Linked DNA regions of Homo sapiens: regions 2 and 3 are each linked to region 1. A link is a loop called in an ENCODE intact Hi-C map of the cell type or tissue named here. Cell type or tissue: IMR-90. All regions are shown on one strand.

The links. Peaks named below come from ENCODE experiments on the same cell type or tissue, not always from the same donor. Only the 100,000 strongest peaks of a DNase experiment are listed, where the experiment ranks them.
Region 2: a loop joins it to region 1, with 2.6 times the contacts of the local background. A loop is called at or near these places in 6 of 110 quality-filtered maps.
Region 3: it touches region 1 in a loop (5-fold over the local background); 11 of 110 quality-filtered maps call a loop at or near these places.

What each region holds. Positions count from the first base shown.
Region 1 is chr10:3,780,268-3,782,767 of GRCh38, reverse strand. KLF6 (KLF transcription factor 6) reads left to right here. Exons shown (of 4, transcript NM_001300.6): 2 at 554-1,127. Among named protein-coding and RNA genes, the nearest start is that of KLF6, 3.7 kb to the left of the region's middle. RefSeq lists an enhancer at 519-1,354. In IMR-90, a CTCF peak has its summit at 1,159; DNase peaks (open chromatin) are centred at 217 and 2,247; H3K4me3 peaks cover 2,500 bases; H3K27ac peaks cover 2,500 bases.
Region 2 is chr10:4,033,950-4,036,449 of GRCh38, reverse strand. All of the region lies in intron 2 of LOC107984195 (a long non-coding RNA gene), which reads right to left. Among named protein-coding and RNA genes, the nearest start is that of MIR6078, 44 kb to the right of the region's middle. In IMR-90, no CTCF peak of the experiment used is centred here; no DNase peak of the experiment used is centred here; H3K4me3 peaks cover 418 bases; H3K27ac peaks cover 632 bases.
Region 3 is chr10:4,511,964-4,514,463 of GRCh38, reverse strand. No RefSeq gene overlaps it. Among named protein-coding and RNA genes, the nearest start is that of LINC00703, 130 kb to the right of the region's middle. In IMR-90, a CTCF peak has its summit at 1,465; DNase peaks (open chromatin) are centred at 1,433 and 1,723.

The DNA of each region.
Region 1 (2,500 bases):
GTCTCCTCTCCCCCGAGTGTGGCCCTGTGTTGTCAGCCGTGTCCCCAAGGGGGTCCCTCAGAACACGCTGTGTGCCGTGCAGTCTTTCTGTCCTGTGTGGGTATCTGTGGAGTGTGAAGGGTGGATGGCTGGGGCTTTCCTTAAAACACATGGTTCTTGACAATGTCAGATAATCTGGTTGAACCTGTTGGGGAGGAGTATGTGTATGGGGCCGGTTCTCTTCCTCTGGTTTCATGAGAAACATCAACACTGGTAACTACAACAAAAAAACCGGCTTAGTGATCATCACTCATTGTGGCCCTTGGCCCAACATTGGGAAAGCCAGGAGAGGTTTCACCCTCCGACTTTTCCTCTGAATTCTTACCATTCTAGAAACAGATTTCCTCTAACTTCCGTAAGGACACGGATGCTTAATTACAAAAGGTTTTGCCCCTGTAGTGACCGGGCAGCAATGTTATCTGTCCTTCATTCTTGCATGTTTTTGGAAATTGCTTTTGCTTTTACTTTTGGTCGTCATGGCAATCACGTGCCTTCTCTGGTTCATTTTGCACAGACCTGCCTAGAGCTGGAACGTTACCTCCAGAGCGAGCCCTGCTATGTTTCAGCCTCAGAAATCAAATTTGACAGCCAGGAAGATCTGTGGACCAAAATCATTCTGGCTCGGGAGAAAAAGGAGGAATCCGAACTGAAGATATCTTCCAGTCCTCCAGAGGACACTCTCATCAGCCCGAGCTTTTGTTACAACTTAGAGACCAACAGCCTGAACTCAGATGTCAGCAGCGAATCCTCTGACAGCTCCGAGGAACTTTCTCCCACGGCCAAGTTTACCTCCGACCCCATTGGCGAAGTTTTGGTCAGCTCGGGAAAATTGAGCTCCTCTGTCACCTCCACGCCTCCATCTTCTCCGGAACTGAGCAGGGAACCTTCTCAACTGTGGGGTTGCGTGCCCGGGGAGCTGCCCTCGCCAGGGAAGGTGCGCAGCGGGACTTCGGGGAAGCCAGGTGACAAGGGAAATGGCGATGCCTCCCCCGACGGCAGGAGGAGGGTGCACCGGTGCCACTTTAACGGCTGCAGGAAAGTTTACACCAAAAGCTCCCACTTGAAAGCACACCAGCGGACGCACACAGGTCAGTGCCCACGCGGGCCCCGGAGGGCGGCCGCTGGTGGGCGCCACTGCATTGCACCAGCCCTGGAGGGAGCCGGGCCTGGCTGCACAGGATGTGGTCAGGGCAGACAAATCCTCACTTCCTCAGATGTTTTCCACCAAAGCATTAGGTCTTTTTGGAGTTCAGAGTAGAATCCTAAAGACTGGACTTTTGAGTTGGATAAATGTGTAACAATTTTCAGATTAAACAAACAAGAGACTAGATCCTTTTCTCCACGGACACCCAAACCTCCACCCCCCACCCCTTAGTAGTGCTGGGGATCCGAGGCCACTGCCCCTTCACCAGTGCACTCGCACGAGGCTACCTCGAGCGGCCCTGGGGTTTCCTAAATGAAACTCAAGGGTCAGGACAGAGGGTTGCTGGGCAGCGTGGAGTGTGTGGGTTTGATGCTGACGGCCCGAGGCCCGAGTGGGACCGGCCTGCTCTGTAAGCAGCAGCATTGATCAGCGAGTGTTTCCTGAGAACTTCTCCGTGTCTCATGCAGCCTTTGTTTCTGATACCGCTTGAAACAGTTTCTTAATGAAATGCCATACCTAGGTGAAAGTGCTATTTAAAAATACCTTGACATGTTCTAGGATAATTGGTGAGGAATCACAGAACATTTAGAACTGGGAAGGGTCTTAGTGATCACGTGATGCAGGCTCTTCTCTTATCAGTAGGAGAGCAAATTGCTGAGAGTCAGTCCCAGACAGGCTTGGTGACAGCTGAGATTGAGATCCGGGTGGCCCAATATCCAGGCCCAGGCCTGTCTCAACATACCCTGAGATTGGCTTGACAACTTTGTTTTCTCAGGTAGCACTTGTAGTAAATTCATATTTATGATTTGACCAAGGAATGAAGTGAACCCAGTTGTTCAATTGCCATTTAGAGAATGATTCCGGGGCCCTGTACTGGGGCTTTCCAGAAGCTCGTAACTTCAGCTTTGTAGAAAGGTAGAACGTCCCTGAGGAAACTGCAGAGGCACATTCCATAGGGAAGTGAGGATGGAACAGAAGTGTGTTTGGGAGAAACAGTTGCCATGAAGAAAGCAATAGCTCTGCCTTTGCCGGGGCTGTGGGTCCGGCAGGCTGACACCTCATCCCGCAAGCATTTTGCTGGTCTGAGTCGTGGTCGTTCTTCCACGTTAACTTTGATGACAGCACCATGGGCTTGGCTGAAGCTGTGTCCCTTGGACAGCAGTGGGAGGCCTGAGACTGGGTCAGGAGAGAGCTGCTGTTGTCTCTCTGAGGCTGCCAGTTGTTGTGTGTTACCGATGCCAGAAGCCACTGGGTCCCTGGCCTTGCATCCCACCACTGTGTGTGTTGTTGAATTTCCCCTTTCCGTCTGCGGGTCAG
Region 2 (2,500 bases), 250 kb before region 1:
GGATTTAGAAAATCCACTCGGAGGGAATGTTTACCTTTCCTTTAATAATATGCTTTATACACGTTTTAACAGTAATCTTACAGCATTTTACAAATATGTATTTATTTATTCATTCATTCATTTATTTAATTATTTTAGAGACAGTGTCTCTATCATCCAGGCTGGAGTGCAGTGGCAAAATCTCAACTCACTGCAACTTCCTCCTCCCAGGTTCAAGCGATTCTCCTACCTCAGCCTCCAGAGTAGCTGGGATCACAGGCGTGCACCACCACACCCCACTAATTTTTGTATTTTTAGTAGAGATCAGGTGTCACCATGTTGGCCGGACTAGTCTTGAACTCCTGATCTCAAGTGATCCGCTTGCCTAGGCCTCCCAAAGTGCTGGGATTATAGGAGTGAGCCACCGCGCCTGGCCTAAAAATGGCATTCTTAGCATCTAGTAATCTTACAACATTTTAACAGACACACACACACATACACACACACTTAAGGACCTTTAGCTTTTAGCACATTAGAAATATATTAGGAGTTATTTTAAATATTAGCTTCATTAGACATACAAAATAAAAGAAATAAAATTACAGTAGATAATTGAAACTTGTAGTACATAGCGCGTAGATGTAACCATCTGGACTCAAACTGGGAGGAGCAAAATATAATCTTAACTGATACGTTCTGTTCTGAACAGATGTTTCCAACCCCACATGGAGGATGTGAATCTCTTAAAATAACACATTTCCAGGAGCAACATTAGAATTATCAGCAACACATTGCTGCTCACTAACCCTAAAGAAAGAGTAAATACAGACAGAATTTCATAAGTGCCTTCAAGATGGGAGAGGATTGTAATTTACTCTTCAGGATATTTTGCTATATGTGATAAGTGCCCAGTAAATATGTGTAAATGCAGCTGTACCCACAATTCTGTTCAGAAGTTTCCATATCCTGAAACTAAGGCAGGTCATGTGTGCATGTGGGTATGTGCTAACCATTCTAAATCAAAGGCGTGTCACCCCTGCCGAAGCCCTCGCTGTCAAGAACTCTCAGCATTCCTTCTCTCGGTTGAAATCCGGGACTAACGTTTCCTCTATTCAGAAACATTCAGTTCTTTCTTGCCCGTGCATGGCTAAGTGATCTTGTCCTTCAGATGAGATCCTGCATCCAGCTCCTTTGCCTGCATGTAACTTTTTCTTGCTTCCGGTGTGACGAATAAACCAGCAGTCATCTTGCTTTTAACCATCACCCAGAGTATTTAAAAGGGAAAAGTGGGAGGCGTCAAAAAAACAGGGGGACATGAAAGACATAGGACAAAAGTAATCATGGATAAAGACTTCCATCTGCTGCACGTGAAACAGTGTCTGTTTACTCTGGACTTTGATGGGTGCCTGTTCTCTACAGCAGGAATGAAGCAAAAAGTGAAACCATAATTCCTCCCCAGAGTGACAGCATTCTGGCCTGGGGAGCCGAAGTGTGCACATGAATCAGTCGCCGTTTCAGGCTAACATGACTGGAGAAGCAGACAGCACCTGGAGACCGGGTCTGGAAAGTGAACCCCACACTAAGTGTACTGAAGTGTGCAAGGGTCTTGGATGGAAAACTAGAATCCCTATTTTTAAAAAAAATCATGGGCATCTAAGGAAAAGAAAATACAGGCTCCAAGTTTTTGAATTAAAGGGGCTTTAGAGCCTGCTAAGCTGACTGACTTGATTCATCCAGAGGTCAGGTGATGTTAAGTGGCATGTCCACAGTGGAGACGCCAGACTCTGATAGGAACCCACTTCTTCGGATCCTTCTAACTTCCCTATGGGGTGAGGCGGGGAGTGAGGAGTTAAGATTGGGAAGCTCAGATGAAACTCTACAATCTAAAAGAGGATTCATTAAAGAATATGGGCCAAAGGGTTCAAAATCTATCACTTTCTCAAAACACAGTGATAATTTATTGCAGAAATAGGCTGAGAAAAATTAGGGTTCAAATGGAAAATCAGAGAGCATTTAGGAGAACATTAGAGGCCCAAACCAAAATGGGCTTTGTTTTGTTTAATTTGGTTATGTTTTGCAATGAGCAAAGTGCTCGGAAAAGGGCCCCATCCTTGAAGTAGGGGGAGAAAGGGCCTTGGGGAGGGTTGGAGGATAGAGGGACGAGAACAGGACGGGGGCGGCAAGGACAGGCAGGGACTCTGCCCCAGGGAGAAGCTTATTCGACGCAATTCCGCACAGTGGGCCCGGGTTGTGTGTCGACCAAGTCGCCCATCGCTCAAGAATCCTTAGTGCAGTGAGCGAGCATAGGGCCTTCAAACTGCTGTCCAGGGGACATTCCTAGTGTGAGGCCAGGCGGGTCCCAATACGAAGGAGAAGAGGGGCTCTGTGTTCCAGGAGCAGGTCTTTGGAGGAGAAAGTCCAGAGATCCTTGCGCAGTGAGAGCAGGTGCCCTTGTGCAGGGAGTCATAGGCTTGGGCTGGTCCAGAGATTTGGGGACAACCCCAGGGCCACTCATCTTTCC
Region 3 (2,500 bases), 730 kb before region 1:
AGCAAGCCACTCAGGACAAAGGGAATAAAGAGACAGACGTCCAAAAACCAGTACATAGTGATGACCAAATAAATGTGTGGCTACACACTGTTTTAGGAATTTATACTGTGTTACTGCACTGCTGTTCTATTTTGCTTTTCTCTCCCTATCTGTTGCTCTCTATTTTTCTGTCTCTCTATTCCTCTCTCTCCATTTCTCCCTTTCTATTCCCTCTTGCTATCTCTCTCTGTATGTATCTGTCTCTCTCCATTTCTCTGTCTCTTTATATATCTCTCTATATTTCTTCCTATCTATTCTCTCCCCTCCAGCTTTCTCTCTTTCCCTCTGTGTGTGTGTGTATCTGCTTGTCTGTCTCTGTTTCTTTCTCTTTCTATACATATATTTCTTTCGCTCTCTTAATTGTTAAAGCACTTCTTTGAAGGCTGTCTAACATTATCTTGGCTCAGTAAAAGAGACAGGAGAGTTTCCACACCACAGTAGGTATTGGTGGGAGGATCAGAGCTCCTGGATTCTCTGTCCGGCCATGGCAGCGCCAGGTTTGCGGGGTGCCATATACCCCCAGGAGTTACTGAAATGGCAATGAAGTTGGAAAGTGAAAAACCAACAAGGAAAATTTGAAGACAACCAAAGTGGACAACCCCCACAACCAAGGTGGACAACCCCCCCACAACCAAGGTGGACAACCCCCTCCAACCAAGGTGGACAACCCTCCCCAACCAAGGTGGACAACCCCCCCCCAACATTTTTTTTAGGGCTTTTGATTACCAGAGGCCTTATTTTATATGGCAATTAAGAAGACTTGAAAAGTACCTCATCAAGGTCAGGCGCGGTGGCTCACGCCTGTAATCCCAGCACTTTGGGAGGCCGAGGCGGGTGGATCACGAGGTCAAGAGACCGAGACCATCCTGGCTAACACGGTGAAACTCCGTCTCTATTAAAAAATACAAAAAATTAGCCAGGCGTGGTGGCGGGTGCCTGTAGTCCCAGCTACTCGGGAGGCCGAGGCAGGAGAATGGCGTGAACCCGGGAGGCGGAGCTTGCAGTGAGCCGAGATTGCACCACTGCACTCCAGCCTGGGAGACAGAGTGAGACTCCATCTCAAAAAAAAAAAAAAAATAGAAAAGTACCTCATCAAACAAGCATGCATAAATGAAAGCATTGGGGAGCCAATTGGGTACAGTTAATTTTTATTTACACTCTCTCTCCACTCTGGCTTTATTTATCGCCAAGTAGCTGGAGGGGTAGAATCCACCAGAGGGTAAATCACTAGTTCTGTGTGAACGGGAATATCTTTCTAGTACATTGTTCAAAAATAGATCACAAGTGAGATTGACACAATTCAGAGCAGCTTGTTCTCCTCCTTAAATGTCATGGTAATGCACTCCTGTCTCGACAAAGTCCAGGTTGCACAGCCGTGCACAAAGGCTGGGGTTCTCAAGTTCCTCTGGCGCCCACTTGAGGAAATGCTGTGTTCAAATCCAGAAGGAAAATGCCAAGGTTGAAGTTAAGATGAAAAAAACACCAATTAGAAAAACAATCTGCTAAGCCTGCTATATCCAGTTCAACAACCATCCTTTATTATTTGGGGACATTAAAACTAAAAGGGCCATTGGTGCTGTTATGAAAGATTAGATTGATTTTTAAATCCTCCACACACTCAAGACTTCGTTGCTTCTTGCCAAAACACAGTCATCCTGCACTGAAACAGAACTGATCTTTGAAGGTTGATGAAATACACAGGGCTGGCTGCATTCCATTGGAGAAGATGCCTTATAAGGTGAACAGAACCCAGGGTTTGTCAAAGATGTTATGGTATACCAGGGCTGCTGATATAAGAATATATAGAGTAAGAATTGAGACATAAATTATGGATTTTAAAACTTCTTGAATTTTTTTAAGATCTATAGATCATGCATAAAACTATACTTAAAAGTAAGAGAGAATGACAGCTATTGTCATTCCAAATCTTCTCAAAGTAAAGATTCTAACGTATATCTTCTGGGATCACAAGCATTCTCAAATGCACGGGAAAACAATTGTAATCCGTTCCCAATAACATGAAAATAAGTCAGAGTGCAAATTCCTTGGGAGATGTATTGAGGAGTTGACAACGTGTTGATATTTACATACAATGTGTTGTAGATTTTTTCTGTATTTGCATTGTGTTGCGTGCTATTTATTAAACATAAATCAATTTCAGTTTCTCTAAGACAAACATGAAAAATTCTGATAGCCATTTCTAATAGAAAAACTATCCCACCTCTTTCACCTTTCAGAAAAGCTTGAATGGAAATGCCCAGATCAAAAGTATGATTTTTTTCCTTCTTTGAATTTTGCTTTTTGTGTTGGTTTGTATTTATATATTTATTGTCTCCTTCTGAGGTGACTTTGCTGCTTGGAGGGACTGCTACAAAGGAGTATTTTATCTTAAATTGCATTTAGACTTGGTTTTAAGAAGAGCTAATGACTTGAGTACTAAGCGTTAGAATTGGTGCACTCT